3 separate regions of the Mus musculus genome follow, and regions 1 and 3 are each linked to region 2. Evidence: chromatin loops called from intact Hi-C (ENCODE). Cell type or tissue: left cerebral cortex. All regions are shown on one strand.

What was found. Hi-C counts contacts between places; a loop is a spot of excess contacts. Peaks named below come from ENCODE experiments on the same cell type or tissue, not always from the same donor. Only the 100,000 strongest peaks of a DNase experiment are listed, where the experiment ranks them.
Region 1: it touches region 2 in a loop (2.1-fold over the local background); 4 of 42 quality-filtered maps call a loop at or near these places.
Region 3: a loop joins it to region 2, with 2.0 times the contacts of the local background. A loop is called at or near these places in 3 of 42 quality-filtered maps.

Annotation. Positions count from the first base shown.
Region 1 is chr2:85,242,340-85,250,339 of GRCm38, reverse strand. It overlaps Gm13715 (a long non-coding RNA gene), which reads right to left. Exons shown (of 5, transcript XR_374759.2): 5 at 6,662-6,823. Among named protein-coding and RNA genes, the nearest start is that of Gm13715, 38 kb to the right of the region's middle. In left cerebral cortex, a CTCF peak has its summit at 3,657 (motif pointing right); a DNase peak (open chromatin) is centred at 3,665.
Region 2 is chr2:85,191,106-85,199,105 of GRCm38, reverse strand. It overlaps Lrrc55 (leucine rich repeat containing 55), which reads left to right and starts at 356. Exons shown (of 3, transcript NM_001033346.4): 1 at 356-662; 2 at 1,599-3,127; 3 at 6,961-8,000. The coding sequence starts at 2,467. The coding sequence ends at 7,196. In left cerebral cortex, no CTCF peak of the experiment used is centred here; DNase peaks (open chromatin) are centred at 934, 1,446, 3,817, 4,349 and 2 more places; H3K4me3 peaks cover 3,218 bases; H3K27ac peaks cover 2,018 bases.
Region 3 is chr2:85,141,944-85,149,943 of GRCm38, reverse strand. No RefSeq gene overlaps it. Among named protein-coding and RNA genes, the nearest start is that of Aplnr, 9.6 kb to the right of the region's middle. In left cerebral cortex, no CTCF peak of the experiment used is centred here; DNase peaks (open chromatin) are centred at 2,262 and 4,428.

The sequences.
Region 1 (8,000 bases), 51 kb before region 2:
CTTTGCCGGTACACAAGATACAGGCAAAAACAGATACACGTCACATCCAACGCCAGCCTAGCTATGGCCCCAAGCCCAGACAGGATCCTGTTGCTCAGATTCAAAGTTTACCTCCTCTGTTTACTTGCTAAATGGCCTTTGGACAATTTTTGAACTGTCCATGCCTGTTTTCTCACAGGGGGAATGGAGGAGGGCAATATTACCTGCCTCAAAGGGTTGGTGCAAGAATGGCATGAGCTGAGACAGTCAGTATAATAAGTGAAAGCCAGCTGGGCAGGCAGCGCTCATGACTAAACTTTCGTTAGCTCCCTCAATCTGGTTATTATTCTGTGCCCTTAGGCATTGGTTAAATCAGTATCTCAATACTCCTTGAAAACCCATTTCATCTGCATAAAAATACTGGATAGCAAGAAGAGGTCTGACATGTCTGTGTGTTTGTCTATGTGCGGGCATATATGTATGTGTGCGTTCATATGGATGTCCATCTGATCACCAGTCTGTATTCCATCTCTGCCTCGTCTCAGGTGAACTTCTTACTAATCCATTTCCATGTGTCTACTGGCCCCTAAGTAGTCTATGAACTTAAAACCATGCTCATATTTTTATTGAATATGCCACAAAATACAAACTATAAGATGAACTACAAGGAAAGAGAAGCCTCCTCTCACTATGCAAGCAAACCTCCCTCTTAAGTAGAGCAAAGCACAGGACCGAAATGCTTCTTTAGGCTGAGGATGTAGCTCAGTGAGCATCCTCAGCCACAGGTGTTTGCCTACCATGAACAAAGGTCTGGGTGCAAATCTCAACACCACAAAAAAAGTCTGCTTCTTTATTTTATTCAACCCAGGGGTTTCTAGATTAAATTCTAGCCGTGATAACTTCAGTTTGCATCTGTTACACTTTGGAAAATCTCCTGCATAAGCAAAAGCTATTTCTCATTCACCCACTTATCCACAGAAATGTGAATAATGCTTGGGATATAATAGGCTTTTTTTTTTTAAGAAAAAAGTCAATACATTGAACTGGATTTGTTATGTAACTTTGGGAAAATATTTCCTTCCCGCTTTTTAAAATGAGTGAACTGGACTGGGAGCTACTGAGTTCCTTTCTGTCCTTGGTTCCCAGCCAATTTTTCATTAGATGTATTATCTCACCTTCTACCAGGTCATTACTTAGCCCTCATTATCTTATTTGAAAGCAAAACAACCAACCCTTACGAGCAGGAAGCGAGAGTATCTGATCAAAGCTGACATTTACTGTACACCAGCCCCTGCTCAGAGTGCCTCCCAAGGCTGCTGCATTGAGTGGCAGCATGCTCGTTAGATAAGCACAGTATTATCATCATTCCCATTTTAACAAAATGACATTGAGGCACAGTGAGACTAAGCTACTGCTTAAGCAACTCTTATTTGACTCTAAACCTCATGCTTTCCTTTTTCCTTCTTCCATTTTCATGTCTGTGTGCGTTTGTCTATATGTGGGCATACATGTGTGTGTCTCGTACACATGGAAGTCCATGACTGACATCCAGAATCATCCTCAATTACTCTTCCATCTTATTCACTGACGCAAGACCTGTTAATCAAACACAGAGCTAGTCGATATGCCTAGTGGGTGAGGCCCAGTATCCAGCTTATTCTGGGATCCCTGTTCTCTTTCCCAAGATGGTGGGCCTCCTTGCCCTCGTAGCATTTGCGTGAGTTGTGGGGAGCTGAACTCGACTTCTCGTGCTTGCATGGCAAGCACTTAAACCATTGAGACATCTCTCAAATCCCTGAACCTCAGAATTTTAACTTTTATGCTACACAGGCTTCAGGGTGACATAGGATGCAAGAAACTAGAAAAAAAATAATAAAAGCTATGGATTCAGAAACTAGCCCACCCTGCTTATGTATGGTTTGAGAAGTCCTGACTATGGTTGATTCAGCACATTAACCAATGTGATATTTCTCCAATCCATTGAGTCTATCCTTTTTTAAGTCTCAGTTTTCCTGAAAGCATGCAGAGAACAATAGCAATATGCCATGCATTTGATTTTACCTGTTAGCATGATAATGGTAACCTACAACATTACCACGAAGCTCTTTCTATTGACTATCAGATGTGATTTTCACACAAGCAGACCAAGGACAAAGAGAAAAAAAATTACTATGTTGATTTAAAATCAAGGCAACTGAGGCCCCAAGAGGTGAATATGTTTGTCTAAGAATTTGAACCAAAAATAAATTGTGGGTCTTGGATCTGAACCTGAAGTATTTGAACCCCAAGAAGATAATACTCGGGGACTCACCATGATCCATGACACTGACTTCCAACGTCAACCCCAGGCTGAGAATAGGAGTGGGCATGAACTAAGGAGGAGAGCCCAAGCAGGAGGAAAACATCCTGTTAGTCAAAAAGAGGGAGTGGGAGCAAGACTGTATTCCTCTGTATAGGTGAGAGCCAGGAAGTGCATGCAGGCTTTAAGATGTTTCATAAAGCTGTTGATTTGCTGATTCTCTGTCTCTAAAGTCCCGCCTCTTCCACTCACTTTCCAGCTCTCATCTTAGCCACTTCCAAATCATAGACCTGGGATGCTTAGTACTTTGCCCACAAACAAATCCCTGAGAGTCTACAGTATGACAAACCACAGTGAGGTGCTAGAGACACTAACAGGAGCAAAACAATATGCACATGTCATGGGAACAAGGCAGGCCTGGGGAAGGTTTGCAGAAATAATTGTAGGAGCTCTCAAGAAGTATTGACATGTACCAGAACAAAGTAACAGGGAACATTTTTTTTTCCAGGACTGGCTACATACGAAGTTCTTTTGGTAAAAATGCTATGCCAATTCTGCCAGTCCTAATGACCTTAGCTCTATCTGTGGGACCCCTTGGTAGAAGAAGAGAAATGATTCATGCAAATTGTCCTAGCTTCTATACATACACCAAAAGATGTGCCCCAACCTTTCCACACACACTAAGTTAAATACATGCATGCATACATACATACATGAGAGGGAAAAAGCATTTTCCAGGAACAGGAAAAGAGTACAGAGGTTTGGGGTGCTTTCCAGCTAAATCAGTGGATGGATACAGGGAAAATTCCAGGAACAGGAACTGGAAAACCAGTCATAACCACATCTAGATGGACCATAAAGGACGAGGGGCATAGTCAGTGTACAGCATTTCCAAAATAGTGGTTGGACTATGTCTCCAGCATCCGGAGTTGCGAACATTAGAGACAGCTTCTACAAGCTAGAGACAATATCAAACTCATCTTCATAGGTCTGATCATCCTATGGTAAATACTTCCAAGAACTCAGAAATGAATTCAAAACTCTCATCAAAGTTACAAAGGAAGACAGACAATTTTTAGAAGATCCTTAGTAAATAATAATAATCAATTTAAGGACTGGGGTACCATGTATGGAGTCAAGGTACCCAGCTGTGTAGGCAGAAGTCTCCATCCCTTGCCTGCAGTCCATGAGGCTGCTGGAATCAGGTCCTCAGTGTGTCTCTATTTGTTGAATACTGTGAGTGTTCACCATTATGGAGTCAGCCTGGCCACATGAAGAAAAGACCTAACACAGTGATAAGAACCGTGCTTCAGAGCCCAGTTCTCTGAGCTCTCCCCTCCACCAGTGGGGAAGCAAATATGCCAGTGCTATGCACAACCTGAGCACAAGGGGGCAGTGTGGGCCCACGATCAAACGCTCAGCCAAGCCACCTAGAACCAGAGGATGGGAACAAATGAGGAAAATAGACCCAGATAGCAAAAACAGGAGAAGAGCTTGCAACGTATTAACAGAAATGTTTGTTGTGTGAGAGGCTGCCCCTAGAGAGTAACCTAATTCATCAATCCAGTCCTCCCAATCTCATAAAAACTGCCTGAACAAGCAACACTCTAAGAAAATTCTTGTTTATATCCTTGGGCTGGCCCTTAAAACACTTAATACCCACCTTCACCTGTACTCACTTACTCTGCTCTCCTTTATGCCTGGGATACTAGGCATCCCTTTTCTCCATGATAGTACTGCCCTACACCTGAAACAGCCTATTTCAGAAAACCTTCAGACACTTCTACCCCCTATCATCTATGCTAATGATCTGCTTATAGGGCCCAAACGCAGCCTCAACAGAATCACTAATCATTTTAAACACAAGTGGACCAAACCTTATAAAGAGTAGGCTTCCTGAAGGCAGACGGAAAGGACAATAAATCCTCTCCAGAGGATTCATAAATACGAAAAACAGAGTTGTCAAAAACAACCATTTAAGAGCTCTGGAAACCAACCAACTATACACAACAAGTAGAATAACTAGTAAAGGTTAGAAAAGAACTGTGTGAGTTTGTGGTGCTTGAGCTTGGGGCTGGGAACTGATTTCATCACCTCCTGGACTCATTCAGCCTGGGCAGGCACGTGGCTCTACCCCAGTGAGAATGCACACGAGTACCAGCAACTTCGCTGCTGAAGGTGACTCAGTTAGCTCAGGGATGGAATTTTTTAGTGCATGCATCTACAGTAACATGAACAACCACAAAGGCATGTAAACACAGGAAAGCAACAGTTCTGCTAACCTGAAATTGCAATGCTGACTGAGGTAAGCGACAGACTGAAGGACTAATCAGGAAGTTAATAAAATCATATTATTACCTATAATAAACCAAGAGATGAAAGTGTCTTAAAGGTGCTTGACAAAACTTTCACATACCCTTGGTAAGCCAGGACACTGAAACACTCACAGAGAAGATACAAGACTTGAAACTGCCTAAATTTGGATAGCAGTCACAGAGCTAAGAGAACTGTGTAGGAGCCTTACTGTCCTGAGATAGGTGGTCACCAAAGAAATGTTCTCCCCACCTACCCTCGTCACGGAGACATCCAGATCTTAACCCTAGCACATGTGACTATGTTGCCATGGCAAAGGGGCTTTGCAGATGTGATTAAAGTTAAGTGCCTTGAAAGGGAGAGGAGATAGTTCATCTAGGCAGGCTTGATCTAATTACACGATTCCCTAAATGAACAGAATGCTTTGAGCTGAGTCAAGGAGAGATGCTAGGAGAAGGATTTGACCTTCTCTGCTGAATGTTAAGTTGGGGGAAGCAGGCCAGTATTATAGAGGGCAAGAGCTCCCATGTAAACTGGAAGATCAAGGACATGAATTCTTACAGTGGGGCCTCCAAAGAACACACCCTTGGTGATGCCATGATTTTAGCCATGTGACCCATACCTTCTAACATATTGTAAATAATACACCTCTGTGCATCTGATAATAAAATGTGGCAGCAGGAAACAACAACACTCATGACCACACACTGGCTGACCACTGAACTTGGAAGAAGTAGAGGAGCCAAGTTTAAATAAAACAAGACATTTAACGACCAGAGAGACATGTCAGCAGCCATATACCACCAGGGAATAGTACCCACAGGCTGAGTCCAGATCAGTGACTAAACAAACAAACAGCAGCAACAAAATTGGATAGAGATCAAAATCTAGCACGTAAGTCACCCAGTACATGACCTAAATCATGCAAGTCTCAACCATAAGAAATTATGAAGCATGAAAAAATAGGAAAGCACAGACTAGACATGGAGCTCAATTAGTACAGTGTGTATCATTCTTGAATACAGTACAGTTTCTAGCACTGTGCAAACCATAAGTCAGACTAGGAGAGGCTTGCCTGTATTATCAGAACTTGGGAGGTGGAAGCAGGAGGTGGAGTTAATATTTGACTTTATAGAGAGTTTGAGGCCATTCTGGGATACAGAAGACCCTGCCTCAAAAGAAAATATATAAGGCTGGAGAGATGGCTCAGCAGTTAAGAGCACTGACTGTTCTTCCAGAGGCCCTGAGTTCAAATTCCCAGCAGCCACAAGTTGTCTCCCCACCATCTGTAATGGAATTTGAAGCCCTCTTCTGGTGTGTGTGAAAACATCTGCAGTATACTCATATACATAAAATAAATAAGTCTTTTTAAAAAGCAAAAAGAAAATACAATATAAAGAAATAAGGAGGTGGAAAGAAGGAAGGAAAAAGAAGAGGTAGGGAAGGAAGAAGGAGAAGGAATGATCTATACCCAGGACAGAAATAATTGCATAGGCAAGACCTCTGACTAGATGCAATTGCTGGATTTAATGGCCAAAGTTATTCAAATAAAGAAGTATATTCAAAGGCCTGCAAGAAACAATGCTAAAGAATTAAGAAAAAAATGATAACAATGACTCAGCAAATTAAGAAGCCCAATAAAGAGCTGAAAATTATTTTTAAGAGCACATAATATTCTGGAGTTTAAAAGTTCAGAGAGTTATGTGATGTTGTATTCATGTCTTACAGTTGCTATACAGTATACATAGAATGGGGCCATACACTGGATGGTTTTAAATTTTAGAAATTTATTGTCTCACCACTCTATATGCTCTTACAATATGAAGGCCATGGGTTCGTAGGTTGGTGCTCTGTCTTAAGGCCACTAAAAGGGAGATTCCTTCCTTGTCTCTTAGCTAATATGGCTACAGGTAATCCTCACAGTACTTGGTAAGTTCATCACCTCCATCCCACATCCTTTTCCCTCACCCTATGTCTTCAGTCATCTTCCCTCTGTGCTCTAGCCAAACTCCCCTCTTCTTATAAAAGCACTGACCATTAGAGTCCAAAATGACCCAGCATGACTTCCTCTTAATTTGCATCAGAAAGCTTTATTTCCAAACACAATCATGTACTTCAAGGAACCGTGTTTATAGCCCAGCAGAGGCATCATGGATCATCTCAACCTTCTGTCAGTCAGCACAGTGATCAAGAGGAACCTCTCCTGCAGCTGCACCATCTCAGAGGCCATATCTGTGGGAAGACAGCAATACAAAAGCCAGCTTAGCCAGTATGGTGTTAGCACCCTGTGAACCCAGCTCCAACACCAACCAACCAGGAGGCCTAGCTAGCAGGATATTCAGGCCGTGAATTACTCTAGTACTAAAGAGCTTCCTCTTAGATACAGCCAGATATTTAGGAGACATTCACCTAAGTCAGCCACTCTTAGGAAAGGGATCAAGGTCAAAGGACAATGAGACCAAGCCCATGATCTTCTGAAAGTCAACAAGAAGCATAAGACCTTATGTCTTGGGACTCCCAGTGAGGCTTGCTGATCTCCCTTCATTACAGCTGAGATGACAGGGAAATGGTTATCCAAGTTTGACTAAAAACTAATTATAAACTTTGCTTACAGAGCCTACATTAGTCACTTCTCTTATTTCTATAACCAAATAGCTGACTAGAAGCAACTTAGGGAAGAATGAAAATCAATCCTGGCAGAGAAGTCATGGTGGTAAGTTATACTGTATCCACAGTCAGAAAGCAAAGAGAAATGAGTGCTGGTGTTCAACTCCTTTTCTCCTTTTAATTCACTCCAAAACACCAACTCATAGAATGGTAGAACGGAGCTGTTCCTGTTTCAATTAACCAATCTGTAAAAATCCCTCACAGAAATGCCCAATGCGTCATCTCGTAAAAGATTCTGAATCCTGTCAAGTTGGCAATATCAACCATTAAATGGACCATCAGAGCATGTACTAAGATATCAGGGCACAGCAGCGCTGTTCTTTATTCGAAGGTACAGTGAAATCTATAAGGAGATAAAATGACGAATAGAAAGCATTTTTTAAGAAGTGATAGGTTAAAAATCTCTCAACATGTGCTAAATATGATAAACACAATGAAATCCACACATAGTCATAGTCAAAGAACTGAATTCAAAGACAGAAAAATCTTGGAAGAAGCAAGTGATTTTACAAACATACAAACAACATCAATAGTGACAAATATCACATTAAAATGAGAGACAGACACTGGGGAGGATCTATAAACCAAACATGCCATTCCTTATGACAGGAAGCCTTTGCAGGGTCTTAATTTAGTTTGAAATAAATTGTGATGAACAGAGGCTTCTCCCCTTAGGTAGGAGATGAGGGGCAATAAGAGCAGAGGTAGAGAAGCTTCTTGAGAGTCAGGTTATGTGAAGAAA
Region 2 (8,000 bases):
GGAGAGCCCTCTTGCCCTCTCTCCATTGCCTGCTCTTCTGCCCTAATCCCTGTTCTGGGGCTGCCTACCCTCCTCTCCTTTCTTCCCCTTGCCCTACCCACTAGGACCCTGAGGGTGGCTGTAAATTCACCAGGAGTACTTCATTCTCTTTTCTCATCTTGGTGGGGTCTATAGCCAGTTCCCCCTGTTGCTCAGAGATGTGGAGGCAGTTGCTAAGAGACAGTGAAACGTCATTACCTGGCCCTCGAGGAAAAAAAAGGGGAGTGAAAGAGAGAGAGGAGGAGAGAAGGATGGAGGGAGGGGGAGAGCCAGAGAGAGAGAGGAGGGAGGGGAAGACCTGGCTCTGGCGGAAGCCACACACCAAGGCAGCCTCGGCACCAGCTGAGTTTCCCAAGAGGCATTCAGATTCTGTGAACTTTCTAAGCATCCTCTCTCAAATTTCCTTTCAGCGTAAAAGAAGGGGCACAGGGACCACAGGACAGGAAACCGCAGAAGATGCTGGCCTGGGATGCAGGAGACATGGAAGAGGAGAGTCGGGGGAGGGGAAGAGCCGGATAGGCAATCTGTTCGGAAGCTAGCAAGCAAAGGAGCGGGGGATTCCAGGATGAGGGAGGCAGAGCCGTTCGTCTGCGTAAGATTGATGTCTGTGTCCTTGGAACAGAGTGAGTAGTCTCCTGAGGGCCCGCGGGAGTATAGCAGAAGACCCCGAAGCTAAGAAAAATTAGTCTGTATAAGGGGGTGCCGGGGTGATTTCCCAATGGGTGAGACTGAAGCTACGAAGCAGTGGGGAACTGGGTGGGGAAATGACCGAGCGACGACGGGATAAAGGGGTGGGGGTAGTGGGGGCAAGTGAGGACAGCAGGTGAGTAAAAGAAAAGCTGAAGCCACAGAGAGTGAGGGATGAGCAGCGGGGTGAGGCCCTGGGTGGGATGAGGTTCTCCATCTCTTTGCCAGACCAAGTATGTGTGTGGGCTTAAGCAGGAGGCTGGGAGCTGGAGAGTAGAACATAAAAGGATGCTGGGGTTAGGGCTGTGCTGTGGTATAAAAGATGCCGGGGCACACTTGGGTAGGGAATGTGTGTAGAAAGAAGCTGGGAGGGGGTACAGTGAAAGTATGTGTGTGTGAGTGTGTGTGTGTGTGTGTGTGTGTGTGTGTGTGTGTGTGTGTGTGTATGTGTGTGTGTGTGTGTGTAAGAAAGAGATGGGGGGGGGCTGAAAAAGTGGATAAGAGGGGTGTACAAACTGCCAGAGCTTAGATGCATGTTTTTCTTGGGGAGTTTTTCAGGGTGGGGTATTTGGTGCTCACGAGGGTGGAGCTATGAGCAATAGAAGAAAATGCACCCAACTCCGGACAGAAACCTAGGAGAAGAATTTCAGGTCAGATGGATGCGGTTAGTAGGTGGGTGTAGACTGGGTTTCTGAGCTCACTGTGGTCCTCATCTGAAAGATAGTGAGCAAAGAACTTTGTGGTTGGGAACAGATAGGTTCAAAGAAGAAAGAAGAGTAAAGTAAGGAGGAGTGAAGACAAAGGAGCAAGGCAAGGGGGCAGGGATGTAAGGACACTAGATTTCTTTGCCTGAATGCTTTTCTTGTTGACAGAGTGACTTCTGCCTCCGCCTGCTGAGTGCACAGCTGAGCATGGTGACAGCTTGAAGACATAGATAATGCTTTTGTAACTGACCCTTACCTGTGCCTCCAGACTCATGGTGTTTTCCACATTTCGTGGTCCAGACAGTGGGTGTCACTTGGGACTCACCCCTCTCTGGGAAGCAAAGAGCATCCCTTGAGAATCCAGAGACCACTGAGACTGAATGTTCAGGCTTCTAGGAGACCCATGGGAACATACTTCTCCCCCATCCTAAATCTCTGGCCCCAGGTCTCTTGTGAACTCATGCCCACTGGGCCACCAGGAGAAATGGCCTCTGGGACCTTGAATGTTGGAGATCAAGGTGCCGTTCTGACTTCCTAATCAGTCCCAGACCTAGGACAGGGCTTAAGTTTTCTTAGATGAAGTGCCAGGACCTTTAAAGGGCACCTTTCATCCCCCTCACATCCTCCCCTGCCCCACCCACCTGTCAGACACAGCACAAGAGGAAGCATCCAGCAGGCATGGGTGACAGAAGCACAAAAGATCTACAGGGACCCTTCCAGGGCCTGCTGACAGCTGTTCCAGCTCCATCCTTGTTCCCCTAGTTTCTTAAGCTTTGATCATCCTTTCAGACCCTGGGGTACCTCAACTGGGTCCATGCTCCCCAGGGTCTACAAAGGGACATCCTATGAATCTTAGGAAGTCCTTGGGTGTTGAGAGGCTCTCAAGGAAGTGTTGAGCCATGATAGCACTCTCGCAAAAGCCCCACCTTCCAGACTCAGGCCTCTAATGTAGCAGCATCCCTGTAACTTGACTGTTGGACCTAGGGACACCGCTCTCATGGGCTCCCTACAGCACTGCTGCTGCCAGCTGCCAAAGATGGGTGACACCTGGGCCCAACTTCCCTGGCCTGGGCCTCCCCACTCAGCCTTGTTGCTGGTCTTCTTCCTCTTGGCAGCTGGGGTGATGCACTCTGATGCGGGTACCAGTTGCCCAGTCCTTTGTACATGTCGTAACCAAGTAGTGGACTGCAGCAACCAGCGGCTGTTCTCTGTACCCCCGGACCTGCCAATGGACACCCGCAACCTCAGCCTAGCCCACAATCGCATTGCAGCTGTACCGCCAGGCTATCTCACATGCTACATGGAACTCCGCGTGCTGGATTTGCGAAACAACTCCTTGATGGAGCTGCCCCCTGGCCTCTTTCTCCACGCCAAGCGCTTAGCACACCTGGATCTAAGCTACAACAACCTCAGTCATGTGCCAGCTGACATGTTCCGGGAAGCTCATGGACTGGTACATATCGACCTGAGCCACAACCCCTGGCTGCGGAGGGTGCACCCCCAGGCCTTCCAGGGCCTTGTGCATCTCAGAGACCTGGACCTCAGCTATGGCGGCCTGGCTTTTCTGAGCCTTGAAGCCCTTGAGGGCCTCCCAGGGCTGGTGACCCTACAGATCGGGGGTAACCCATGGGTATGTGGCTGCACCATGGAGCCCTTGCTGAAGTGGCTGCGGAATCGGATACAGCGCTGTACAGCGGGTAAGAGAGATGACTGGACAGGTCACCAGGCAGAAGGTTTCTGGGAGTAATAGTAATAATAGTAATAATAATAATAACAATAATAACAATAGTAATAGTGACAGTACTATGTGCCATCTCTTGTTCAATGAGTATTTGTTGAATATATGAGACACATGCTAAGTGCTAAAGAAGTTCATTTGCTAAACAATCAGAGGTCCCTTGCCTGTATAATGCCTATGGTCATAGAAAGAAAGACACACAGCAAGCAGTATGGTAGAAGCAATTGGTAGTATTTGTTGACCTTCTGCGATGAGCTGAGTGCCTTGGCATACATTATCTCCATGAGTCCCCATTTTTATTATCCCCATTTCACAGGTGAAAAAGCTGAGAAATAGAACCTCTAAGAAGGCTTCCCCCAGAGTCGTTCCCTTAGAAACTGGCTGAGCCGGAGATAAAAACACATTCATTTGACTTCTACACTACTCTAACTCTTGTCAGTGCTGAGAAAACTCAAAGAAACAATCATGACTAATCCTATTTATTTTAGTACTTACTATGTGCTAGTCCTTATTCTAAGCATATTTCATGTGTCGGCTCCTCTTATCCTCACAAGAACCCTGATGAGGAGGAAACAGAAGTATAGGAAAATTTAGTAGCTTGGTCAAAATTACTCAGCTACAGGGGGTTGGAGTGAGGATTCAAATCCTGGCAGTCTGGCTGTTCTCTAGCCATCCTGTTAAGAATCAGATCCTGAACTACGTAAGCCAAACTCTGAGCTGGCCACGCAGCCTTAGCAGAATATTCAAGGTCTATGCATGGGTTTGGCATCTGGGGAGAGGGCCTGAAATGAGACAGTTAAACTGGAGAATCCCAACCAAAGTGGACTGAAAGAGCCAGTGTCACAGAGGTTTGATGGACCCTGCTCTCACCCAGTGTCACTGAAGCCGATAGGCAAGACAGTTTAGCCATGGCCCCAGCCACCAACTCACTTATGGTTTAGCACCAAGCCTTGGCCCCTGGTGTCAGAACAGTAGGAGTAGCTGGAGTCCCATCCCAGGGATTCCCTAGAACCTAAAGTTCAGCATATTTAGGGGGAGAAAAGGAAATAGTGCTGAATGAGGCAAGAGGGAAAGGACTGAGTGGGGAGTCCAGGACCAAAATAACTTAGGGGGGCTGTGGGTCACGATTTCAGTGTTTCTGCAGAGCTGTGGGAGGAAGTTCTCCAGTACCAAAATAGCTGGAGGCTGAGATGGGGTGATGGTGGGGGCTAGGACAGGGAAGCTGCCTAGAGCCATCTCCCTACCAACCCAATGTCTCTGCAAGCTGTGCCTCCCTCCTTCTTGTCACTATCAACACAAAGAGCCTTCTGGGACACTCAACCCTCACTACTGTAGAGATAGATACCTCTTCTGCTGTGATCAGTGATTCCCTGGCTGCCCCCCACAAAAGGCCTGGCTGCCTCAGAGAAGACATTTCCTATCATTGTAGACTTATACATCAATTCAGGCAAAGGATCTGAGCTCTTTAGCAGAAGAGAGAGAGGCCCCAGTTCCCATACGTGAAGGCTTATCCATCGGTGCAGGCAAGGGACTCAACCCTCCAGGAGACAGGGGAACTGCAAGTCCCATTAGCATAGCCTCAGACATCACTGCAGGTGAGGTACTTGAGCTCCAGAGAACCATGGTGGTCCTCAGGCCCCCATCCTTCTCCACACAGGAATGGTTATGGTTCATTTTTAAAAGCCAAAGCTTGCCACAGTAGGTAGAACTGGATGATGTCACCCCTCTAGACAATTTTGTATCACTTCCTTTCTTTGCTCTTTGTGAGAGTCTCCTATTATCTATGCTGGGAGGCAGGATTCAAACATAGACTAGAGAGAGCTACTGGGATACAATCTGATTTCAAGACTGGTCTTTTGACTCACCAGAGAACTTTGTCAGCCCATAGCTTCCCATCCTGTGGGGTATCTGTGTGCCCTCAGCCTCCTCTAGTTGGCCTGCATTGTCCCACTGAAACCTTAAAGTAAAAACAATCAACTCTGGAAGTTAACTCTCTTCTAGTTTCCAGCAGAGAGCTTCCTGTGAGTCAACTCTGGACATGAGCAGAACCTAGTCAGAGTCTAGGGTCCCATGCAAACAGACTGCTGGGATTGACTGATTCAACCCATGACTTGGAAAAGATTGCATCTTTATCCTCAACATAAATGAACACACATACACACCTACACATACACACATACTTGCACACACATAGACACAAACACCTTTTAGAATTATAATATTTATGCATATCCATCTGTCAAAAGGATCAATTTAAGCCTATCACTTTGTTCTTTGCCCTAAAAAAATTGCATAATGAAAAGATAGTATTGTTTACTCTGTCAGCCCATAGCTTCCCATCCTGTGGGGTACTCTGTACCCTGTAATTTTAAAGCCTCACATTGACTTGCTTGGAAAATTTAGATTGGATTATTCTCTTCTTATAAAGGTGACACATGAGAGACAGAAAGGAAAAAGATAAACAGGATTTGCTGAAGGTTAGAGCTCAATTCATATTACATTCTTACCAAGGGCATATGGCATTACTCTGATGCTACTGCCCAGATTTCTAGTTGAAACTGCCCCCAAATGCCACACTTTACTTCCAAGGCAGACTATGATTAGACCACTGATAACCATCATGCATTTACTGAAGTAATCATAAAGGACAGTTCCACGATGCTGGGAAAGCCAGGCCAGTAAAGGAGCAGCCCCTTTCCACAGATGTCTGTGTGCAGAGTATGACCCTCCAGTCGACACTTGAGAGACCCAACTATGATCATTATAAAAGGCGCGCGTGTCACCTAATGCTTTTTACGCATCAGAAATGATTGTGTGCTTTAACTCTCTGAATCCTGATCACAGTACCAGAAGGCAGATATGATTATTGCCACTTGACAAATGAAAACAAGAAACAAAAAGCAAAATACAGGAAGACTAGATATCCACAATCACACAAGTGATGAGAGGCAGGAGAGATTCACACTCAGGTGATATGGCTTCTCCAGAGGCTACACTGTTGACGTTGTAGTCGGTATATCTGGAAAAAAACACACGAGTTAAGTGAAGTCTCTCATTCATTTAAGAAAGACCCACTGAGTGCTTACTATGAAGGGATGCTGTTCTGTTCTGGTACTGTGGAAGAAGCCTATCTTCAAGGGAAGAAAGACAGTAATAAAACTGTCAGGCAAAGACACCATAGGGAAAAATAAAGCAGAGTTGTTGTGATAGGGCCTGTAAGAGAAGCAGGCATGGGGTGCTCCCAAGAAAAGGCATCACTAAGCAGGTTGCATTGGATAAAGTCACAAAGGAAGTGCAAGAGTGGGCTACACAGAGATATAGATTAGAAACTCTATCACAAGGGGCAAATACAGACATACTCCCTAAGAAGAGACATACATAGGGCCATGGAGGAATGATCGAGACATGTGTCTCTGGAGCAAAATAAAAAAGCGAAATTAAGGGCTGGGAAAGTGTCCTTGTTCCCCTAAAGGGGTTGTTGGCTTGCTCTCTGCACAAAGGAATGTATGGGGCAGAGAGTGACATGTCCAGACTCTAGCCTTCATGTCTCACAAAAGTTCTAGATCCACCACTAGGGATAACTATAAGACTTTTCACAAATGCTAAACTCCATGAGTAGTAAATGTTTACACCTACAAAACTAGGCAAAAAAGCTTTGAGGCTTATTGATGATATGTATGTTTGAGGCACATAGAAAAGACTCAGCAACTCTCTGGAAGCAGGTTAGTGGGAGGCTTTTCCATCCCGTCCTCTCCCACAGAAGTCTCACCCTAACCCATTTCTGTGTTGCAGATTCTCAGCTTGCTGAGTGTCGGGGACCCCCTGAAGTTGAGGGTGCCCCCCTCTTTTCACTCACTGAAGAGAGCTTCAAGGCCTGCCACCTGACTCTGACCCTGGATGATTACCTCTTCATCGCATTTGTGGGCTTTGTGGTCTCCATCGCTTCTGTAGCCACCAACTTCCTCCTGGGCATCACGGCCAACTGTTGTCACCGTTGGAGCAAGGCTAATGAAGAAGAAGAGATTTGACACAGGTGCCTCTCATCCCTCCATGCTGCTGCCACTGCTGCTGACCGCTGGACACCCTGTATCACGGTGCCCTGGCCATCTCCATCATAGCTCAAACAAGGTTGGAAAGCTAACTTTGTATGAGCATCCATCCACTTTGGGCCAGGCACTGTGCTAGCAACTGAGAATGAAAGACAAATTCAATCCGGTTCCTGCCCTTGAGGTACTTACTTCTAATAAAGGAAAACAATTCCAAAACATCCTCTTATGACAAAATGCCAATACTCTGAGCATAGAGTGAGGGAAGCCAAGCGGAGGGTCCATCATCTGTGCCTCACAAAGTCCAAGAAGAATTGCAGGAATTATCTGCTAAGTAGATAGGGAAGGGTGGACATAGCAAATGATAGGACCTTGTATGCAGGTCGTGTTAAGAGCAGCAGACCTTGTGGCCTAAGTACATAGAAGAAGTAGGTGCAAAAGTAAATCTCTCCCTCTGACACCCAATTTTTCAGTTCCCACTGCTGCCTGCCACTGCCCTCTAGGAGTGAGATAGCCTCCATGCCAGACACCTTGACCTTCTCCCATTAGCAGAAAGGGGAGTGAAAGGACCTCCCAGCGACTTCCCAATTGTAGTCTAGTTGTGAAGTAATCACCCTCAGCACCCTTCCTCCTCTCCCTGTCTCTGCTTCTGACTTAAGCCTTGTCTTCAAAGAAAAGGCAGGAAGCCTCACAAGGAGGCAGCAAAAGTCTTGGCACCCTGGGACCCCAATTTATGTGACTGTTCTTTCCATGGTGCTCACACCAAAGGAACTCACCAGGAAAGTG
Region 3 (8,000 bases), 49 kb after region 2:
AGATACTTTCATATGTATATGTATATTTCCATTACATCACCCAATAACCTTTCTTTGTTCCCCTATCTCTTCTTCACTAGCAAGTGCCCCCTCTGCTGCTCTTCTCTTTACCAGCAGCCATTAACAATACCTACGTCCTCACAGCGACCTTGTGATCCATGGCTATTGACCAAGCACACATTGACTTACACGCTTTCCTCCAATTATCTCTTTTCCATCACCCTCAATAATCCTGTTCCTCTCACCCTGGCTTGTAGGATGTGCCTTTCTCGGGTCACTTCTAGTACAGAGTCTGCCTTTGCATATCTAGTTTTTTAAGTTTTCCCTTTATCACACATACTTTTCTGCCTACTGCTAATTTCTCTATTTATCCTTCCCACTATTTTAAAGCTTCCATAAGCATTCTCTCACACTCCTCTCTACCCGTCAACACCATTTTATGTGACTTCTAACAATACAATCCTGTAACTACTCGACCCAGATTAGCAAGGACATCAGTGGCACAGTCCCAGGAACGGTTTTCTGGTTTCTTTTCAAATAACCCAACAGTAGCATTTTTCACTGCCCTATCTCCATGATGCTCAGATTTTTTTATTACAAGTCCAGACACCCTTCAGGATGCTTCTCCCCACCCCCACCTCTCCCTCTCACAGTCTTTGACTCTCACCCCCACTTCCTAGTCTTCCTCCACGCCCATCTCACTAATGGATACCACCTTGAGTTACTCAAGCCTAAGACCTTGGATAAATCTCACGTGTGCCTGCATCCCGGCCATCAGAAGTAACTACATGTTCTGCATCAACAAAAGTTGACTCAAATCTGTCTCTCTCTGGGTCTCTATAGAGACCTCTTATATGACCCACCTTCAAGCCCATCCTGGCCTCTGAAGTAGCAACCATCTGGTACTTCTGCTTTCCTCCTACTTCATTTCCATTCGATCTCTTTACAAAAGTCTGTGAGTTAGCTTCTCATTTCCCTTAGAATAAACTTCCCCTCTTGCTATGGCCTTCAAAGTTCCCTGTGATCCTGCCCTTATGTGTCTCTCTAACTTTGTTTCATGCCATACTCCCCTTGGCTTCCTATCCATTAACTTTGCAGTTGTTCTAACCTTAGAATGTGCTAACACCTTTTCTGTTCAGTGTCTGCATTTGATGATCCTAGAACTCTCTTAGGGCAGCATGTCAGATAGCAGGCCCACTCTAATCTAAGGTCATATCCTAAGATGCTCTTGCAGGACTACATAATCTGAATGTACCCTCAATGTTATTTTCCACCTTGAATATTATTTCTTTCATAGCATTTTCAAAACAGGATGTCCAATTTCCTCATTTATGTATGTGCCTATCATCTATTCCTAGGAAAATGCTAGGTTTCATACAAGGGCCAAGTCTATCTTATCCTCCACTTATAATCTCAGTAGCTAGTGAATGACATAAAGTGATTTCTCAGAATAATTTCATAGATTAATGAATGAACTATTACAATGGTCTACAACCTAATGTTCTTACAGGTATGCCTTAAGCACAAACTATCTTATTCTTCACATTCCCTGTGTCCTTTCTAACTCTCTTGCCTTTCTTCACATTATCTCATCAGTCTGGATGCCTCCTACCACCCAGGTCTTCATTCAACTTGCCAAAATCCTGGTCATCATTCAAGAGATACCATCAATTCTAATGTCTGATATTTCATCATTAAAGATTCTCTGTACCACAGAATGGCAGTCCATAAGAGTGGTCATTCAGAATGACATTTACCAGTTCAGTTGCCCAGAGTGCAGCTCTCTGGAAGATACTCATGTCTAGAGCTGTCATCAAAGGCCATCTCACTTGCTGGAGTTTGGATCTTGAATATCTCCCTATTGCCCATGTATTAAAAGTTTGATCACCCAGGTGGCACTGTTGGGGATAGTGTAACACTTGGAAAGGGGAATTTAAACCACGGGGGGGGGGGGGGAGCGGTGGCCTTGAAGGGGAGTATGGAACCTTAATTCCTGACCATGATTTAAGTGGTTTCTCTCTACCACATGTTCCCTCCACCATACCCTGCCCTGAGAAGATAGCACAATCAGTCACAGGCTAGAACCTTCAAAATGCTGGCTAAAGAGACCTGCTGTGTTGATAAGTTAATAGGAAGTGGTAGCTCTCCAATCTTGTGCAGTCTCTTCATGTTATACACGGGAAACTCACACAGCTCCCATAGCTTTCCAGGAGACAATTAAAGCAGTGCTGAGGAAGGAATTTTCTCTCTAGACTTTCAGTTTGGAATTATTTCAAACATTTTTTTCCTACCCCGCCTCCCTGAATCAGTGAAGCTAAGACCCACACAAATCTGAAAGGCTATGAATTTTTAACATCTAAAACTGTTTATGTAGCACACTATTTTTGATCTTTTTTTTTTCAACAAACTTCTGACCAGATTAATTTATATGCAAACTTCTGTCAAATGTTTCTAGCTTTATTTTGCTGTTATCACCACAATAAAAGAATTATTTTAAATTCAAGAAGTCTCAAAAACAATGTCACATTTTCCAAGCTGAGCATTCCTTTCTGCCACATGCCCTTTTTTCCAACGCAGAGGTCTTCCGAGCCCTCTGCAGTGCAAAGGAGTACATCAAGTCACTTTCCCTTGTAACAAGAGAGGCAAAGGGAGAACAGCAGAAGAAAATTAAAACCTATTGATTGCCCCTAATGTGATGGAGACTGCTTGCCACTGCAAACATTACCTAGTGTGACCTTCATAACAATCCTGTGAGGTAACTACTTTTACTATTCTATTTGACAGGAGATATTGAACGTTGGGCTCTGATTCTTTGATCTTTTGAATGTTGTCCAAGGACTAATAGCTTCTACCATGGATAAAGTTTCTTTAGAAACAAGATTTTCAAGGGCTAAAGATGTGGCTCAGTGGCTTAAGTGTTTGTCATGTAACCATGAGACTAGAATTCTGGATCTCTGGAGATTCACATAATGCAGAGTAAGTGTGACAACCCACCGCCTGTTATTCTAGCCTTGGAAGGTAGAACAAAGGGTCCCCAGAGCTAGCTGGCTAGCAAGCCTAGTCATATTGTCAACCGGGATCTGGGTTTAACTAAAAGATCCTACCTCCATAAATATGGTTGAAGAGTGATCCATGATAATTCTTGACAACTTCAGGCCTCCAAGTACATGAGCACCTACACACATGCATAGCTGTAGACCATACAAAGGAAAATGGAAGGGGGTGTTCCAGATCCTCTCCACACCAACTGGGGTGTGTTCTGTATTTTAATAACACTTGTTGATGATTCTTCTGCATACACAAAACTAGAAATCAATGATCTAGATGGTACAGCCCAGTAAAAGCTTAACTGAGATTCAAGTTTAGTCTCTCTTAATACAATGAACAAGAGACACACAAATTTCATGGTTTTTAAGAAGACAGCTTAAGTTGTTCCAATACAAACTGTAAGCATCAAAACCATGTTGGCCACCTATCTTGGAGTATTTCTTCCAAAGCAGCCTATTTCACAGAAAAGAGGCAACCTGATGTCATGAAAAGCGTTCAGGTCGACTTCAGAATCAGAAGAATCAATGAGCCCACACACTTCTTAGCAGTATCATTCATCAAATGGTCATCCTGCCAGGGCTTCACTGTTTCCTCTAGTGAGATGGGAGCCTTGGAGAGATCTCTTCCAGCCCCATAATGCTGTGGTTTCAGCTCATTGTTCTCTCATCACTCCTGGCATGGTCATAGCTGAAACAACTTCCTTTCCTAGCCTGTATCATCCCTTTGGTAATTGCTGTGTGGCTTTTCTCAAGCATAAAAATAACTTGTTATTATCACAGCAAACAATCACCATCTTCCAGGGTCCCTGAAAGCCTGACAGCACCCACAATACATAGCTCACTGCCAGCTGGATCCCAGCAATGCTTGAGGCTTCCGGGTCTCCAACCGGAAACCAACCAGCCACCATATTAGTGTGTCCATTTTCCTAAGAGCAAAGGTTACTTCCGGGTTCTTCAATTGTAAGACCTTGGGATATCAATCTCCAGATTCTAGGTCATTGAGTCCTGGTACTAAAGTCCTCAGTCAACCAGAGACCAGATTGAAGCCAACTAAAGCAAAGCCTCAATCCGTGTCATTGTCTGAGGCTGTTCATCCCGATCACACAGGAAGACCTTTTGAACTTATAGATATACTTCTGAGTCAGAAGAAAGATTGCCAAATTTTCTTGGATGGTCTTAACCCTGACACAGATTTTTCAGGGACAGGAAGAGAAGGTTTTCCTTGAGTGTTTTGTCGAGGAGGAAGTCCAAGATTTTGTTTTACATTCAATCAGTACATCCCTTCCATCAGAGCAGTTCTTCCTCTATGAACAGTAGGTAGCTATACATGGATTCCCAGCAGCCTGGCTGACTCAGTACCGGCCCCAGCTGGCATGATACCTTTCCCAGGAAGCCAGCCAGCCTCACAATCACTCGTCCAACTAAATAGACTTGAAAACACAATCTTCAGCATTAACACTGAACTGATCACTATGAAGCCATGATGTGTAGAGTTCAGAAGTAAGCATACAGAAAGATGCTCAACTTCAATAGCCATCAAAGAACTGGAAACCAAAGCTACACTGAAATAGTCAAAATGATAGTCACTAAGGAAAGTAATAACAAATGTTGTTGAGAATAGAGACAAAAATGAACCCTCATATACTGTTAGTGAGAATGTAAACTAGTCCAACCACTATAGAATATAGATATTGTGGCGATTTCTCTAAAAACAGCTTGTCCTGTGGGTTACAGAAACACTTACACATCGAGGTTATTGCAGCACTACATGCAATAGCTAAACTATGGAACCAGCAACAGAAGAATGAATAGGAAAGTGTGACATAGACACACAAAAGGATTATTTTCAGCCACAAAGAAGAAGGAAGTTATGTTGATTGCAAAAAAATGGCTACTGAGGGTAATCATACTTAGGGAATTAAGCCAGAAAGACAAAGATCATATTTTCCCTAATTTGTATATCCTAGATTTTATATATATACATAAGATCATGTATGAACACATGACATAAAATAAAAGTAAACCTTTCTAGGGATCAGAAGAGACTAGTAGGGGGCAATAAAAGGAAGGATGGAGGGACAAGGGGGAATATGTTCAATGCACAATGTATATGTATGCATGTATTTATGGATGTACATATGCATGTTTATATGAGTGGAAACCTTAAATAATTGATTAAGAGTAAATTACCAGAAGTGCCACAGTCCCATGACCCAACTTTGTTCTAACGGTCTACTTCTCAGGAGCAGCTGTGAGACACAAAACCATTTGGTTTAATTAGGTCCATACTTTCCAATTCCCCTGCTTCTCTCCTGGCTCCTGATTTACCTCATTTCCCTGGCTTCTTTGAAAAGAAATCGACTTGTTTGCTGTAAATAAAAAAAGCAATTCTTCTTACCTCTCATTCCAGCAGTTCACTTGTTTAAGCAGATTGCCTATGTGTGCCTACTACATCCCAGACAGTGAGAAAAAAAAAATCTCTAAACAGGGTCCTGCTCCAGAGCAGGGAGCTTAGGATGGGCAAGGATGCAGAGCTTTTATAAAAGCAGGCCTCTCCTAGAGACACCTTCCTAATACCCAGGGCTTGTAGGCTGAGAAGTACCAAGGTGCTTGAATGGGATGTGTCAACCAGGTTTAAGAAATTCATCCATGTTACATCTAAAAGCAGCTTCAGATAGACACACAATTAAGAGGTGTGTCACACACTTGAGTGACACATAGGGTGAGGTGCCCATCAAATACTAGTATTCTTTCATCTCCTACACTCCTGCTTGCTTTTATTCAGGCAACTAAGGTGGCGACCTGGAGGAGAAAGAACGCCAGACACTTAAACCCTAGTGGACGCACGTTTCAGCCAGCATGTTAGCTCTAACTTGTGAGTCCTCCATGAGAGAGAGAGAAGGTATGTTTGCCTCGACAGCATCCTGTGATTTGTCTGCAGTGTCATTGAATGCCCTGTATTATTCTTTGCTAAACAATGAGAAGAGCATGAATGGCCTGAGTATTATTTAGTGTTTTTCACTCATCACCTAGCATATGCCTAGCAAATGGAGATTATAAAAAGGCATTTGTTTTACAAAGAGCCATGGAACAGAATGTCTGACCAGTATTTCTTAAAAGCCTCAAATACAGTATCCGAGAAGCTTCCAGAGATGCAAGAAGCCTAAGCAATGTGATGACTGAATTGTGACAACAGATTCTGCGACTGGAAAAGCACATTAAGGTTGAGTTGGGTTTTTTGGTTTGCTCTTTTTTTTTTCCTCCCTTCTTTTTTTCTTTTTTTAAGTAAGGAACCCTAAGTGAAGAATGAGCATTAATTAACAGTAATGTACCAACATGGTTCATTAACTATGACAAGTGTATCATGCTAATGTAAGACATTAATTATAAAGGAAATTGGGTGTATAATGTACAAGAGCACTGTGTACTGAATCAACAGCGATCCTGTGGATCTGAAGCTCCTTCTCAAACAAAAGACTTAGCAAAACTTCAGATAATCAGCATCTTGCCCTTCCCAGGCAGGAGCTCGTCTTTGGACTGACTTCATTTGCTTTACTGATTGCCACAAAAAGATCTCCTTCAGAACCCTGAACATGTTCTTGCCTAACAGCAGAAAACCTGCGTTCTAGTCTCAGCCTTGCCACTTTCCCACTGTGTGACCATGTGTAAATTATTCTCCTTTCCTTCTAGATGGGCCTTAGGTCACCTCTCTGTTAATAAAAAAAAATTAAGGTAGACAGCCTTTCAAATGGTTTCACAAATCAGGGTGATGCCTGGTTGACCAGTTATCCCTATCTCCTAAGATAATCCTGGGTAAAGAGTACATAGTGAGTAAAGATGTCTTGAATGAATGTGCCATGGTAGGGCTTAAACATACTTGATTCCTGGCTAAACTTACCTTGAGGCTTAGTTAGTACAGCAGCAATAGGAGATAAGATCTTTGGGAAGTTCATAGGGATATTACCATCATAAATGGTTTAGTGTCTTTTTCAAGTGACTAGGTAATATCCCTTGAGACTGGACTAGGTTTTCTGGGAGCAACTTCTATCATGTAGGATTAGACTGGTTACTGGGAAAGTGGGTTGACCTTTCTTAATATGCCATATCCCCCTTCCACTTCTTCACCATGAACTGATGAAGCAATTCACAAAAAGACCAACAAAATACTTCACAAAAAGACAAGCAAATGCCAGCATCGTGCTTTTGGGCCTCCACAACCATGATCTGTCTATTCAAATCTATTTCCTTTACAAATTAATCAGCTTATAGTGTTTTACTATAGCAAAACATAATGAACTGAAAATACGTATATATTTATACATACTATACATGTGTGCATTTATTTATACATATATACATGTTTTCAGTCTATTCTGTGTTGCCATAGTATAATATACTTATATATACACATGTATATACATACACGTATGTGTGTGTGTGTGTGTGTATTGTCAATTTTTTTTAAGACAAGGTCTCACTATTTAGCCCCAGATTGGCCTAAAACTCACTACGTAGACAAGAATGATCTTCACCGACATCTACCTGCCTCTGCCTCCCAAGTGCAGGCATAAAAGGCATATGCCACCACTTCTAGCTAAGTCTAACATTTTAACACTCTAACTTTACATGGAAATCATCAGATTCTACTCAACATTTCAAACTCCTCTTTGAAAAGCTATACCTTCTGGATCAAGCCCTGCAAGCTGTCAACTCACTAACACTTGGATAGAGCAGCCAGCTAATCTATATCTTTATGGGGGATTTCACCCTGGCTTCTGAAGGTGAGATTTTTTTGTTTTTGTTTTTTTATACAAAGCCATCTATCTGCCTCTTCTTAGAATCTTTTTCCAGAGTAAGAGGGTCCAGAATTCCTCAGTACTTAGTTAGTATACCCTGGTACACTGGAGGAAGACAGCTCATAGCTGTAAGGACAAAGTCTCAAGTCACTAAAAT